Regions from separate parts of the Homo sapiens genome. Here region 2 is linked to region 1. Evidence: read pairs that join two places in POLR2A ChIA-PET (ENCODE). Cell type or tissue: A673. All regions are shown on one strand.

What was found. Peaks named below come from ENCODE experiments on the same cell type or tissue, not always from the same donor. Only the 100,000 strongest peaks of a DNase experiment are listed, where the experiment ranks them.
Region 2: POLR2A ChIA-PET joins it to region 1 with 11 read pairs; 2 of 35 experiments call an interaction of 5 or more read pairs at or near these places.

Annotation. Positions count from the first base shown.
Region 1 is chr19:45,839,059-45,847,058 of GRCh38, reverse strand. It overlaps SYMPK (symplekin scaffold protein), which reads left to right. Exons shown (of 27, transcript NM_004819.3): 8 at 2,859-3,029; 9 at 4,570-4,809. Among named protein-coding and RNA genes, the nearest start is that of SYMPK, 20 kb to the left of the region's middle. In A673, no CTCF peak of the experiment used is centred here; no DNase peak of the experiment used is centred here.
Region 2 is chr19:46,175,264-46,183,263 of GRCh38, reverse strand. LOC105372424 (a long non-coding RNA gene) reads left to right here and starts at 2,385. Exons shown (of 6, transcript NR_187895.1): 1 at 2,385-2,463; 2 at 2,575-2,659; 3 at 3,727-3,778. It also overlaps a transcript of IGFL2 not described here. In A673, no CTCF peak of the experiment used is centred here; no DNase peak of the experiment used is centred here.

The sequences.
Region 1 (8,000 bases):
ATTTTGAGAGGCCAAGGCAGGCAGATCACTTGGGGTCAGGAGTTCGAGACCACCCTGGCCAACATGGTGAAACCCCTTATCTACTGAAAATACAAAAATTAGCCGGGCATGGTGGCGGGCACCTGTAATCCCAGCTACTTGGGAGGCTGAGGCACGAGAATCGCTTGAACCCAGGAGGCAGAGGTTGCAGTGAGCTGAGACTGTGCCACTGCACTCCAGCCTGGGTGACAGAATGAGACTGTCTCAAAAAAAAAAAAAGTACTATATATACACTTGGTGTCAAGCAATATGGGTGAATCAAAAGGAATAATGTCCCCTCCCTCAGTCCTGCTTTCCAGAGATAAACACTGTTAAGAGTATTATGTTTCCTTTCAGATCTTTCCTGTGCACATGTAGGTATTTGTATGTGTATATGCATAGTGTCTGCATTTGTTTGCTTTTCTGTTTGCAAAAATGAGGCCATGCTTTGTGTTTTCATCTCAGAGACATTATAGTAGCTTGTGTCTGACACACAGCCTATTTTCCCTTGTCTCTGAGCCTGATTCCTCATTGGTAAATTGGGGATCGTTATTATGGCATCTAATTTAGGATGTAGGTATGAGCATTTGGTGTATTAATATGGCTGGAATAGTAAACATTCCATAAATATTAACTATTCTTATGTATTGTTTGACAGCCTTTTTGACTTAATAGTATCAGTGACGTCCTTCCCTGTGAGAATCATATAGTTGCTATACCATATTCCATAGTATAGTTACATTACATTCTATTAAGCAATGCTCTGTTGATGGTCATTTAGATTTTTAATTCACTTTTATTTTTTGAGACGGAGTCTCGCTCTTTCACCCAGGCTGGAGTGCAGTAGCGCTATCTCGGCTCACTGCATGCTCCGCCTCCCGTGTTCACGCCATTCTCCTGCCTCAGCCTCCCGAGTAGCTGGGACCACAGGTGCCCGCCACCACGCCCGGCTAATTTTTTGTATTTTTAGTAGAGACAGGGTTTCACTGTGTTAGCCAGGATGGTCTTGATCTCCTGACCTCGTGATCTGCCCACCTCGGCCTCCCAAAGTGCTGGGATTACAGGCGTGAGCCACCGCGCCCGGCCTAATTCACTATTTTAAATAATGTGGCGTTCAAGTCAAAACTACAATGAAATGTCTCACCCCAGTTAAAGTGACTTTTATCAAAAAGACAACAAATGCTGGCGAGGATGTGGAGAAAGGGAAACACTTGTACACTGTTGGTGAGAATGTCACTTACTACAGCCTAAAAATTGTTTGGAGTTTTGAGGTTCCTCAAAAAATTAAAAATTGAGCTACCATATGATTCAGCAATCCCACTGCTGGATATGTAACCGAAATAAAGGAAATCACTGTATCAAAAAGATAACCCGCACTTCCATATTCATTGCAGCACTAGTCAGAATAGCCAAGACTTCGGAGCAAACTAAGTATTCATCAACAGAGTAATAGATAAAGAAAATGTGGTACTCATACACAATTGAATACTATTCAGCCATAAAAAAGAAGGAGATCCTGTCATTTGCAACAACATGGATGGAAGTGGAAGTCATTAAGTGAAATAAGCCAGGCACCGAAAGACAACTTTGCATGTTCTCACTTATTTGTGAGAGCTAGAAATGAAAACAATTGAACTCATGGAGACAGACGGTAGAATGATGGTTACCAGAGGCTGAAAAGGGTAATGGGCGGTTGGGGAGGAAGTGGGAATGGTTAATGGGTACAAAAAAATAGTTAGAACAAATAAGATCTAGTATTTGATAGCCAAGCATGGTGGCATGTGCCTGTGGTCTCAGCAGCTCAGGAGGCTGAGTTGAGAGGATCACCTGAGTCTGGGTGGTGGAGGTTGCAGTGAGCCGAGATCACGCCACTGCTTTCCACTCTGGGTGACAGAGTGAGACCCCATCTCAGGGAAAAAAAAAAAGATCCAGTATTTGATAGCACAGCAGGGTAACTATACTAAAAAATAATCATACATTTTAAAATAATTGAAATAGTATAATTGGATTGTGTGTAACAAAACGGATAAATGCTTGTGATGGAGACCCCATTTACCCTGATGGTGATAATTATGCATTGCATGCCTGTATCAAAATCTCATGTACCCCATAATTATTTACACCTACTATATACCCATTAAAATTTTTTAAGTTAAAAACATATATATGGCATTCGTTATGTTTCTGTATAGGAAAGGTCTGGAAAGATATCCACCAAAGTTTTAAGCATTAATTTTGGGGACTGTATTGAGGGGAGTGGTGTCACAAGGGACTTTGAGTTGTGTGTATATACACATGTATTCTAGTCTTTCACTATTGCAAGCCCATGCTTTGAACATCTTTATAACTAAATTTTTTTTTTTTTTAATATGGAGTCCAACTCTGTCACCCAGGCTGGAGTGCAGTGGCGCGATCTCGGCTCACTGCAACCTCTGCCTCCTGGGTTCAAGCGATTCTCCTGCCTCAGCCTCCCAAGTAGCTGGGATTACAGGCACAGGCCTTCACACCTGGGCTAATTTCTTGTATTTTTAGTAGAGACGGGGTTTTACCATGTTGGCCAGGCTGGTCTTGAACTCCTGACCTCAAGTGATCTGCCTGCCTTGGCCTCCCAAAGTGCTGGGATTACAGGCATGAGCCACTGCGTCTAGCCCCTTATAACTAAATTTTTATACTCATTAATAGTCTCATAGAACTAATCAACCACCACATTTTCTGTTTTTCCCGCCATTCATAGACATCTAGGTACCAGGATCTGTCCTTCCTTTTAGTCCCAAAAGCTGCTGTCTCCAGAGGCCTGGGAAAACGGATCCCACTGACTGGTTCTCCTCTCTGTCTCTTAGACGTGCTATGGGAAGAGGGCAAGGCAGCCTTGGAGCAGCTGCTTAAGTTCATGGTGCACCCTGCCATCTCCTCCATCAACCTGACCACAGCGCTGGGCTCCCTTGCCAATATCGCCCGCCAGAGACCCATGTTCATGTCTGAGGTGATCCAGGCCTATGAAACTCTGCATGGTAGGTCATTGTCCTCCCCCCTCCCCCTGCCTTCTCTTCACTGGCCAGTCTGCTCTTTCTTTTTTTTTTTTTTTTTTTTTTTTTTTTGAGACAGAGTCTCGCTCTGTCACCAGGCTGGAGTGCAGTGGTGCAATCTTGGCTCACTGCAACCTCTGCCTCCCCAGTTCAAGTGATTCTCCTGCCTCAGCCTCCCGAGTAGCTGGGATTACAGGACACACCACCACACCCAGCTAATTTGTTTACTTTTAGTAGAGACGGGGTTTCACCGTGTTGGCCAGGATGATCTCTATCTCTTGACCTTGTGATTCGCCTGCCTCGGCCTCCTAAAGTGCTGGGATTACAGGTGTGAGCCACTGCACCCGGCCTCAGCCTGCTCATTCTTAAAGAAATGTAGCTCCGTGGTGGACCCCGAGCGCTAGTCATCCATCTGGCAGGCCTGAGATTCTCTACATTAGACAGGAATCTTTTGGCATGTGACAGAAACTTGATTCAGGACTGGCTTTAATATTGAGGTATGTGGGGGTGAAATGACATGATGTCTGTGAAATACTTTCAAATATTCCAGTCCTCTCCCCCCACCAAAAGGGAGGATAGATGTTCCAAGATTAGCGAAATGTTGATGGGTACACAGAGACTCATACCATTTTCTCTGTTTTGTGAAACGAAAACCGAGAAGTCTGGGGTTGGGGTATGAATGCGTACAGGTCGTGGATCTGCATTTCTCCATCTCTCAGCTCTTTGTTTCTCCATTTTAGTTTCACTCTCTGGCCCTTTCCTTAGGGTAGCAAAGATGGCCCCCCATAGTTCATGGCTCCCATTCCGTTCACTTAGCAACACCATGGGAAAGAGAGTGTCTCCTTCCCAACCATTCCAGCAGAAGTCCAAGGGCTGACGGTCATTGTTTCTGATTGGCTGAGCAGAGATTATGAGCCAGTCTCTGAGCCAATTACAGTGGCCAAGGGAATGTGGTATTCTCACTGGCCCCAGGTCTCATGCCCACTCGGAAGGAGACTGGAGAAGGGGGGTCTCCCTTAACGGAGAGTGGGTTGTGTTGTTGGCTGAGGAAGGGGCAGTGGATGCTAGGCAGGCAGAATTACAGGCATCCTTTTTCACTGTGGAACAGGGGAGGCTCACTTATCAGGGTGACCATTAGAAAGTCATCCTGGCGTCAGGGAGACTAGCAGTGAGCTGTTGCAGCAGTTCAGTTGGGGGTTTCTGGAGGCAAAAGTGGTGATTATAACCCTCCCCAAGCGAAGCATATGTGAATTTCCAGACCAGAGATGGAGGAGGACGAAATTGTATGTATTTACTAAAAGAGAGGGTGAGTTTTTCTCTTTAAGATTGACTGATACTGATGGAGACCCCCAGGGTTTGAAGCATCAGCTTGTAAGGCGGAAAGCCACACGTTAGATCTGAGGGTGAAGGAACTTTTCTAGTAGATGCCTGCAAGACCACTGCCCAAGTTTGGGGTTGAGAATTAAGACTGGCAGCATGCCATGAGATCTTCCACAAGACACAGCTCCTGCCACTTTCCTCACAGCCAACCTGCCCCCGACGCTGGCCAAATCGCAGGTGAGCAGTGTGCGTAAGAATCTGAAGCTGCACCTGTTGAGTGTGCTGAAGCACCCGGCTTCCTTGGAGTTCCAGGCCCAGATCACCACCCTGCTGGTGGACCTGGGCACACCTCAGGCCGAGATCGCCCGCAACATGCCGAGCAGCAAGGACACCCGCAAGCGGCCCCGCGATGACTCGGACTCCACACTCAAGAAGATGAAGCTGGGTGAGAGGGGCTGGTGGGGTGGGGCAGGCAGACCATGCTGAAATGTTTCATTATTTACCTTAAACTATGCTGAATTTGTATTTACTAAGATTATATTATAGATTATGTTATGTGGGCCAGGCACAGTGGCTCACACCTGTATTCCCAGCACTTTGGGAAGCTGAGGCGGGCAGATCACTTGAGGCCGGGGTTCAAGACCAACCTAGGCAACATGGCAAAACCCTGTCTCTAATTTTAAAAAATTATAAAATAATTATAAAAATAAATTACAGTATTTAATATGATATATAAATTACAATAGAATTATCAAAATATACGTTTAATAAATTATGCATTATTTAAATTTTACAGAAAGGAATAAAATGAAAATAGTATCCCTCTTATCCCTCTCCCAAGAAGTAACCACTCCCCAGGTGTGAACACTTCTTTATGTTTTCCTCCAGAAGTGCTTTATGTAGAGTGTGGAGCTCTTCTTTCATTCCTTTGTTTTAGTTATCAGATAATTTTCTTTCTGAAGTAATTTTCTAGTGGTTGTATTATTTATCAATAGTGTCAACTATGGCTTTTCTTAACTTTAAGATTTTTTTCTTAAATCACACTTTTTTTCTAGAGCATTTACGAAAGATTTATTTTTTCATTTTAAAAAATAAGGAATTAGGCTGGGCGCAGTGGCTCACGCCTGTAATCCCAGCACTTTGGGAGGCCAAGGCATGTGAATCACCTGAGGTTAGGAGTTTGACACCAGCCTGGCCAACATGGAAAAACCCCGTCTCTACTAATAATACAAAAATTAGCTGGGTGTAGTGGTGCATGCCTGTAATCCCAGATACTCTGGAGGCTGAGGCAGGAGAATCACTTGAACCCAGGAGGCAGAAGTTGCAGTAAGCCGAGATCATGCCATTGCACTCCAGTCTGGGTGACAAGAGTGAAACTCTGTCTCAAAAAAAAAAAAGGTGGGGGGGGAATTGCCAGGCACAGTGGCTCATGCCTGTAATCCCAGCATTTTGGAAGGCCAAGTTGAGGGGATCACCTGAGGTCAGGAGTTCGAAATTAGCCTGGCTAACATGGTGAAACCCTGTCTCTACTAAAAATACAAAAATTAGCCAGGCGTGGTGGTGCACACCTGTAGTTGCTGCTACTTGGGAGGCTGAGGCAGAAGAATTGCTTGAACTGGGGGCAGTGGTTGCAGTGAGCCAAGATTGCACCATTGCACTCCATCCTGGGTGACAGAGCAAGACTCCGTCTCAAAAAAAAAAAAGGAATTTATCTAAGGAGTGAGGTAGGGATCTTACTATGTTTTTTCATAATTAAGTATACTAAGCAGAGTATTCTGTACCTTGTTTTCATTTAGTTTCATTTACTTTCATCTTGGAGTTCTTTATAGAAATCTACCTCATCCTTTTTTTTTTGAGACAGTCTTGCTCTGTTGCCCAGATTGGAGTGCAGTGGTGTAATCTGGGCTCACTGCAGCCTCTGTCTCCCGGGTTCAAGCAATTCTCATACCTCTGCTTCCTGAGTAACTGGAATTACAGGCGAATGCCACCACACCGGGCTAATTTTTGTATTTGTTTGTTTTTTTTTTTTTAAAGATGGAGTTTCACTCTTGTTGCCCAGGCTGGAGTGCAGTGGTGGGATCTTGGCTCACTACAAGCTCTGCCTCCCAGATTCAGGCAATTCTCCTGCCTCAGCCTCCCAAGTAGCTGGGATTACAGGCATGTGCCACCATGCCCAGCTAATTTTGTCTTTTTAGTAGAGACGGGGCTTCACCATGTTGGTCAGGCTGGTCTTGAACTCCTGACCTCAAGTGATCTGCCTGCCTTCGCCTCCTAAAGTGTTGAGATTACAGGCGTGAGCCACTGCACCTGGCCAGGGTTTGTATATTTAAAGTTATATTTTACCCACCAAATTTGTCTTTTTTTTTTTTTTTTTTTTTTTTTGAGACAGTCTCGCTCTGTCACCCAGGCTGGAGTACAGTGGCCTGATCTTGGCTCACTGCAACCTCCGCCTCCCAGGTTTAAGAGATTCTCCCTCCTCAGCCTCCCGAGTAGCTGGGGCTACTGGTGCGCGCCATCATATCTGACCAATTTTTTTGCATTTTTAGTAGAGCCAGGGTTTCACCATGTTGGCCAGGCTGGTCTCAAACTCCTGACCTCAGGTAATCCACCCGCCTCAGGTGATCCCCTGGTTGCCTCAGTACATGGGATCAGGAGGCACATGGTGTCCCATTGTTGGAGATATTAACTTTTGAACGCTTGGTTAACACAGTTTCAACCAGCTTTCTCTAGTGTCAAGTGCCATTTTTATCTTTGTCAGTAATAAGCTGGGGGAGATATTTGAAACTATGTAAAATACATGTTTCTCTTTAAACGTTCACCCAGTGGTTTTTTTGTGTTTTTTTGTTTTGTTTTGTTTTGTTTTGAGACAGAGTCTCGCTCTGTTGCCCAGGCTGGAGTGCAGTGGTGCAATCTTGGCTCACTGCAAGCTCCGCCTCCTGGGTTCACACCATTCTCCTGCCTCAGCCTCCCGAGTAGCTGGGACTACAGGTGCCCGCCATCTGCCCGGCTAATTTTTTGTATTTTTTTTAGTAGAGACGGGGTTTCACCGTGTTAGCCAGTATGGTCTCGATCTCCTGACCTCATGATCCCAAAGTGCTGGGATTACAGGTGTGAGCCACTGCGCCCAGCCTCACCCAGTGGTTTTAACATCCAGTGATGATTGTTGCCTGAGTCTATTATTCTATACTGGCTCCAAAGAGATTTTCCTTCTACATTTATCAGTTGACATTCTGCTGTAAGGAAGAACTTTCTCTTCTTCTTCCCACTTACTATCAGGAATTTGTTTTGAGCATTTCACTTACTTACTAGCATGACAAGATGTTCTAGACTCCTCTTGTACTGTCCTTGCCCCAGCCCTGGAATCAGTCTTTCTTTTTAAGGAACCCTGGTTTCCTTTAAGTGGGGAATAGTTTCAGAAATCAAGGTCTGAGCCCAGGTGTGCCCTTAGGTACCGAGTGTACATTCTTGATAGCCATTACCAAAGTGCCTTCTAAAAAACTGCACCAGGCTGGGCGTGGTGGCTCATGCCTGTAATCCTAGCACTTTGGGAGGCTGAGACAGGTGGATCACCTGAGGTCAGAAATTTGAGACCAGCCTGGCCAACATGGTGAAACCCCATCTCTACTAAAAATACAA
Region 2 (8,000 bases), 340 kb before region 1:
GGATGATGGGGGTGGTTCCTTCATGCTGTTCTCATGATAGTGAGTGAATTCTCATGAGATCTGATGGTTTAAAAATGTGGCACGTCCCCCGTCTTGCTCTCCTGCTGCCATGTACGACATGCCTTTGCTTCCCCCTTTGCTTTCCACCATGATAATTGAAGTCGAGTTTCCCGAGGCCTCCCCAGCCACATGGAACTGTGAGTCAATTAATCTCTTTTGTTTATAAATTACCCAATCTCAGGCAGTAGCTTTATAGCAGTGTGAGAATGGAGTAATACAGTCTGGGAGAGATGGGGAGAAGTGGGAAGCATTGAGAAGAGTATGAGGAGAAAGGGAGAAAGGGGTGAGGTGAGGAGAGACTAGAGAATGTGAGGAGAGACAAGAGAGATGACAGAGAGAGGCAGGAGAGATGGGGAGAAACCACAAGACAGAGGGCAGGAGTGTAGGGAGAGGAGGCAGGGAAAGGCAGGGCCACACTGACCCAATGTCCTTCAGCAGGTGGATGGAGAAACTAACGGCAGTACAGTCATCAGCAAAGTCCTGCTCGGCAATGAAAAGGGACGATCTGACACATGCAACACCGTGGCTGACACGTGCATCGAGAAAGAAAGGATCCAATCTCCAACTCACACAACAAGTTCAGTGCACGGAACGGATGGAGTTTACTGTATGTACATTATGCCTCAATCAACTCAGCTAACAAAAAAGGACTTAAGCTATGCCTGTGACATTATAAGTTTTTTCTTGTACTTGGCTCAAGTTTTCTTTTAGCAAATAGAAATTATGTTAAGATCTCAATATAAACAGTAATTAAGAATGCACTAAAAAAACACAAGCAAATTGTGAGAGAAAAAATGTTCTGGGCATCCAGAATTTTTTTTTTTTTTTTTTTTTTTTTAGGCAAAGTCTTTCTCTGTTGCCCAGGCTGGAGTGCAGTGGTGCGATCTTGGCTCACCACAACCTCTGCCTTCCAGGTTCAAGCAATTCTCCTGCCACAGGCTTCCTGGTAGCTGGGACTACAGGCATGCACCACCAAGCCCGGCTAATTTTTGTATTTTTAGTAGAGACGGGGTTTCACTATGTTGGCCAGGCTCATCTCGAACTCCTGACCTTGTGATCTGCCCACCTCGGCCTCTCAAAGTGTTGGGATTACAGGTGTGAGCCACTGCGCCTGGTCCAGAATTCTTTATCCACTGAAAATACCATTCAAAAATAATGATATAAAATGAGTATATTTTTATGCACACAAAAGTTCAGGGAAATTGTTGCCAGTGAACATGTATTATAGGAGATGCTAAAAAGAAAGTTCTTCCTAATGAAAGAAAATGATGTCTGACTGGAGACCAGATCTGGAGGGAGAAAGGAGAGGTACTGGGAAGGTAATCAGGTTGTAACAATCCTACAAGTTCACCTTGCCCACTGCCCAGAGAGCCAAATATACTGAGAACAACCAGTATTGTTGCAAAGACTTTTGTTATTTCATGGCTAGCCAAGCAAGGAAAACAGAGAGAAACTCCTCAAACCCGTCTCTCCAAGAATTTGGGGGCCAGGGCTTTTTAAGGATCCTTTGACAGGCAGGGAGCTGGGAAACTGAAACAGTTGATGACATCACAGGGACGTCTAAAGCTGTCTTTACGCAGCTGAGTCAGTTCCTGGGAGGGAGTGTCAGGACCAGGCGGCAGCCCTGGGTCTGCCGAAGTGCTAAATCTGAAAACTCTCTCAAAGATCAGTGCTTTAGGTTTCACAATAGTGATGTGATCTACAGAGGTAGTTGGGGAAGTTATAAATCTTGCAACCCCCTGTTATGTGACTCTGGGGCAGGAAGCAACTTATAGAAAAACAAGTTAAGTGATGGCAGGTCATTGTTTGACCACGCCTATTCTTTAGCAAAATTCAAGTCCCCTTCCATAATTTTAAACTCACCTTATGAATGTGGCTTCAATCTCTGGACAAGAAGGAGGGTCAGTTTCCCTTGTCTGCAAGTTGAACTATAAGTTAAATTCCTCTCATAGTTATCTTGGTCTCTGTGCTGGAATAAGAAATAAATAAATAAATAAATAAATAAAACAGAAAACACACAACACACAACCAAATGTAGCAGTGAGGCTGGAAGCAAGATGGAGTCAGTCATGTTTGATTTCTCTCCTTACTTATAATTCTGCAAAGGAGGTTTCAATGTTGGGATGGCAAATATTAAGTATCAACTTGATTGAATACAAGAATGCAAAATATTGTTGCTAGGTGTGTCTGAGAGGGCATTGCCAGAGGAGATTCACATCTGAGTCAGTGCACTGGGAGCAGCAGACCCACCCTCAATCTGGGGGGGCACCATCCAATCGGCTGCCAGCCCAGCTAGGAAAAGTAGGCCAAAGAAAACGGAATGAGTCAACTTGCTGAGTCGTCCAGGCCTTCATCTTTCTTCTGTGCTGGATGCTTCCCTGCTCTTGAACATCAAGACTTCAGGTTCTTTGACTTTTGGACCCTTGGACTTACACCAGTGGTTTGCCAGGTGCTCTCAGGGCTTCCGCCACAGACTGAAGCCTGCACCGTCAGCTTCACTGTCATATTTTTCAGGTTTTGGGACTCAGACTGAGCCACTGCTGGCTTCCTTGCTCCTCAGCTTGCAGATGCCTATTGTGGGACTTCACCTTACAGTCATGTGAGTCAATTCTCCTTAATAAACTCCCTTTCATATATACATATATCCTATTAGTTGTGTCCTCTAGAGAACCTTGACTAATACAAATGTAGTAAATATAAAAGGCTATTTTAAAATTATCAAAATACTGCTGGGCGCGGTGGCTCACGCTTGTAATCTCAGCACTTTGGGAGGCCAAGGCAGGCGGATCACAAGGTCAGGAGTTCGAGACCAGCCTGGTCAATATGGAGAAACCCTGTCTCTACTAAAAACACAAAAATTAGCCGAGTATAGTGGCAGGTGCCTGTAGTTCCAGCTACTCGTGAGGCTGTGGCAGGAGAATTGCTTGAACTCGGGAGGTGGAGGTTGCAGTGAGCTGAGATCGTGCCACTGCACTCCAGCCTGCGCAACAGAGGGAGACTCTGTCTCAGAAAAAAAAAAAAAAGAAAAATATCATCAAAATACCAGTGCCTCAGTAAAGCAGGTGTTTTCTTGGCTCTCAATCAAGATGGAGTTAGGGCTAGTCTGAATACGAAACTCCATTGCAGCATTCCTGTTTCTCATATATGAATATATACATCACAGATGCGTGTATTTGTCTTCTGGAGAGATGGTGAGGTGTTACCAACAAGAGGGAAAACCCTGGGGGAATCTCTATAATCTCTGCCACCCCCAACCAATAGCAATGTTTTTTTGTTTTTGCTTTTTTTGAGACAGAGTCTCACTCTGTCGCCCAGGCTGGAGTGCAGTGGCACAATCTCAGCTCACTGCAACCTCCACCTCCCGGGATCAAGCAATTCTTATGCCTCAGCCCCCCGAGTAGGTGGGATTACAGGCATGCACCAACACTCCCGGCTAATTTTTGTGTTTTCAGCAGAGATGGAGTTTCATCACGTTGGTCAAGCTGGTCTTGAACTCCTGACCTCCCCTCGTGGCCTCCCAAAGGGCTGGGATTATAGGCATGAGCCACTGAGCCCAGCCCAACAGCAATGTTTGTCCTGAGATGCCACTGTTCAGTAAACGATCCACCCATCCTCATAAATGCTCTTCCATTCTACCCTCTTTCCTGCTGTGCTCGGATTCATCAGACCCGATGTGAAGCCTGACTGAGCAGAGTGGAGACCAGCAGCTGCACGTCAAGTAAGGAGGACCCCACCCGAGCCCAAGTCAGGCTGCTCAGATCCTTCCCCTCCTGCAAACCCCTGCCTCTCACAGACCCTGCACACCACAACCAGCTCTGCTCAGACTCCTGCACCCCTGCCTCTCACAGACCCCCCCCACCCTATGACCAGCTCTGCTCAGACACCTGCACCTCTGCAGCCCTGCCTCTCACAGACCCCGCACCCCACAACCAGCTCTGCTCAGACTCCTGCACCCCTGCCTCTCACAGACTCCCCACCCCATGACCAGCTCTGCTCAGAGCTCACCCTGCAGTCCTGCCTCTCACAGACTCTGCACCCCACAACTAGTTCTGCCCAGACCCCTGCATCCCTGCCTCTCACAGACCCCCCACCCCACAACCAGATCTGCCCGGACCCCTGCAGCCCTGCCTCTTTCTCCTCCTCTCCTCACCTATCCTCGTCTCTCCCACCCTGGTCTTCTCTCTCTGCCTCTTCTCTCTGCTCTACTCACTGTGTTGATGAAAAAACCAAACTCTGTAAAATATTTAAAGAGGTTTATTCTGAGCCAATGTGAGTGACCACAGTCTGGGGAACAGAGTCGAGGAAGTTCTGAGAAAGTGTGCCTGAGTTGGTCAGGTTACAGCTTGGTTTTATATATTTTAGGGAGACAGAAGCTACAGGCAAAGACATAAATCAATACACGTAAGGTATACATTGGTTCAGCCTGAAAATGCAGGGCATTTTGAAGTGGGGGCTTATGGGTGGATTCAAAGATTTTCTGATTGGTTGAAAGAGCTAAGCTATCTCTAAAGACTTGAAGTCAGTAGAAAGTAATGCTTGCGTTCAGATAAGGGAAGTTGTGGAAACCAAGGTTCTTTTTATGTAGATGAAATCTCAAGGTAGCAGGCTTCAGAGAGAATAGATGATAAATGTTTCTTTTTAGACCTAAAAGGTGTCAGACTCTCATTTAATCTCTCCTAGATCTGGGAAAGACCTAGAATGGGAAGGAGATTCTGTACAGTTGTAAATTTCTCCCATAAAAAAATGGCTTTGTAGGGCCATTTTAAAATATGTCAAAGAATTATATTTTGGGGCAAAATATTTTGATTTCCTTCAGGGCTGGCTATCTGTAGTGTGATGTTATAAGACAGTCAGGTTGAAATTTGGTATCTTATTGTCACAGAGTCTGTTGTGTTAGCCTTACGATCTCTATTTTTTTTTTCTTTTTGAGGCAGAGTCTTGCTCTGTTGCCCAGGCTGGAGTGCAGTGGCACGATCTTGGCTCACTGCAACCTCCGCCTCCTGGGTTCAAGTGATTCTCCTGCCTCAGCCTCCTGAGTAGCTGGGATTACAGGCATGCGCCACCATGCCCGACTAATTTTTTTATTTTTAGTAGAGACAGGGTTTCATCATGTTGGTCAGGCTGGTCTCGAACTCCTGACCTCATGATCCACCCGCCTCGGCCTCTCAAAGTGCTGGGATTACAGGCGTGAACCACCGCACCCGGCCACGCTCTCTATTTTAATGTTAATGATGGCCAGTTGTGCCTAAACTCCAAGAGGGAAGGGATTGAACACAAGGGGTGTCTGACCTCCCTTCCCATCATGGCCTGGAATTTAGTTTTTCAGATTTCTCTTGGGTCACCTTGGCCAAGAGAGGCTCTGTCCAGTTGGCTGGGGAGCTGAAGATTTTATTTTTGGTTTAGAGCTCCTCCTGGTCTCTCACTGCCCCACTGCATCTCCCAGCCCATCTGCAGTGCCCCTCATCTCCCCCAGCTGCAGCCTCCATCCTCACCCTCCTGTGTCCAGGTGGGGGTGGAATCACAGGACAGCAGGGAGTGAGGGGTAGGAGGACTCTCCAAAGGGATTTGGAAGGGTCCCTGGACCCTAAAATGTTGGGGCTCTTGACTACCTTGGACCATGTCCCCAAGAGTTTTCTCATTCTTTCTCATTCTTTGATGGCCTGATGTGCATAATTACATCTTTTTTTATTCTTATGTGGAGTATTTTATATATAATGCGTATATATATATGTATATATATATTACATTGCCTGATTCCTAGTTCAGTACACATTTGATAAAGGATTAAGTAAACTATCTGTATATTGTTTTGAGACGGAGTCTCACTCTATCATCCAAGCTGGAGGGTAGTGGTACGATCTCAGCTCACTACAACCTCTGCCTCCCAGGCTCAAGTGATCCTCCCACCTCAGCCTCCCCATTAGCTGGGATTATAGGTGCCCACCACCACACCGCTAATTTTTGTATTTTCAGTAGAGACAGGGTTTCACCATGTTGGCCAGGCTGGTCTCGAACTCCACCTCAAGCAATCCTGCCACCCCAGCCTCCCGAGTAGCTGTAACTACAGGTTTGCACCACCATGCCCAGCTATTTTTTTTTTTTAGTAGAGGACAGATCTTTTGAAACAATCCAGTCAAACAAAATTAAGGGCTAAAAAAGATTGAAGAATGAGCAAAACCTTCAAGATATCTGGAACCACATAAAGTGATAAGGGCAGTGGGTAGGGTAATGCGTGTGCTTAGAAGAGCTTGGACTCCCCTTTTCTTCTCCCAACTGGGCAATAGATTCAGTCACATTGCCTCCAACTTGGCCTGAATGTGGGGTGCAGCCCAGTGATAAACTGAAAATGGTGCTTTCAGCCTTGGACCAGAGAGGATGGGGCGCATCTCAGGCAAGCAGCATGGGCAACAGGCTGGGGGGAGTGTGGTCCGGTCACATCGCAGTCTCAACAGCAGCCTGCTGCAGGGTGGCAGGGACCCTCCCAGGGGTGAATGACAGCCCCTAGGATCCCCACTTCCCCCTAGGAGCAGCACCCACATGTGTAGATCCCTGGCATCTGGGCTCTCAAATGGCTCCCAGTTGAGGTTATTCCAGGTTCAGATGCCTGTGGGCTTCTGTGAGGGCTCCCTTTCTGCAGCAATGGCCCTGTGCAATCTTTAGGCAGCTCTGTATGTCAGGCCTGTGGCCTTAGTGGTTGAGGGTTTCTCCCAGAGTCAAGATTATAAAAGCTCATTTTGGATCCCTGCGGGTTTCTCTCTCACTGTTTTCCTGCATCCTAGAGCATCTCCAGCTCTCAGTGTGTCCCCAAGTGGGCGAGTGGCCTCAAACCCTCTTGTTACTTACTTCTGCTGTTTCCTGTCTCTTGCCTGGTCAATGCTAGAATTCTCTCCTAAACAATATATTCAAAATGTGAATATCTACTTCCTGTTTTTGTTCCTCTCTGTGGAAGAGGCACATACTACCTGCATCTAGTCATCCAATTGGATCCTTCTCCAGTTTTCTTTTCTTTTTTTTTTTTTGGCATTAATTTTGATTTTTAAAAATAGTGCTGGGCTGGGAACGGTGGCTCACGCCTGTAATCCCAGGACTTTAGGAGGCCGAGGCGGGCAGATCACGAGGTCAGGAGTTCAAGACCAGCCTGACCAACGTGGTGAAACCCCGTCTCCACTCAAAAAAAAAAAAAAAAAAAAAAAATTAGTCGGGCGTAGTGGCATGCACCTGTAATCCCAGCTACTCAGGAGGCTAAGGCAGGACAATCGCTTGAACCAGGGAGGTGGAGGTTGCAGTGAGCCGAGATTGTGCCACTGAACTCCAGCCTGGGTGACAGAGCGAGACTCCGTTTCAAAAAAAAAAAAAAAAATAGTGCCAGGCACGGTGGCTCATGCTTGTAATCCCAGCACTTTGGGAGGCTGAGGCAGGAGGATCACTTGAGGTCAGGAGTTCGAGACCAGCCTGGCCAAAATGGTGAAACCCCGTCTCTACTAAAAATACAAAAAAATTAGCCAGGTGTGGTGGCGGGCGCCTGTAATCCCAGCTGCTCGGGAGGCTGAGGCAGGAGAATCACTTGAACCTGGGAGGCAGAGGTTGCAGCTGAGTAGAGATCATGCCATTGCACTCCAGTCTGGGTGACACAGCGAGACTGTCTAAAAAAAAAAATTGCACAAAGTATTACTTATCTTATTCATTTTTTGGCACAAAGTATTACCTTACTCATTTTTTGACACCCTCTTAAATTTTGCACCAGAGATGTATACCTCTCTCATTCAACTCTATTCCCTGCCCTGCATGGAGGCATTGTAGAGTGATGTTTAAGAACCTGGGCTCTACAGTTAGATACTTTGGGTTCAAATGCTGATTCTGATTCTTACTATCTTTGTAGTCCTGAGTCAGCTGCTTAACCTCACTGTGAATTATTCAATTTTATTATCTGTAAGTTTGAA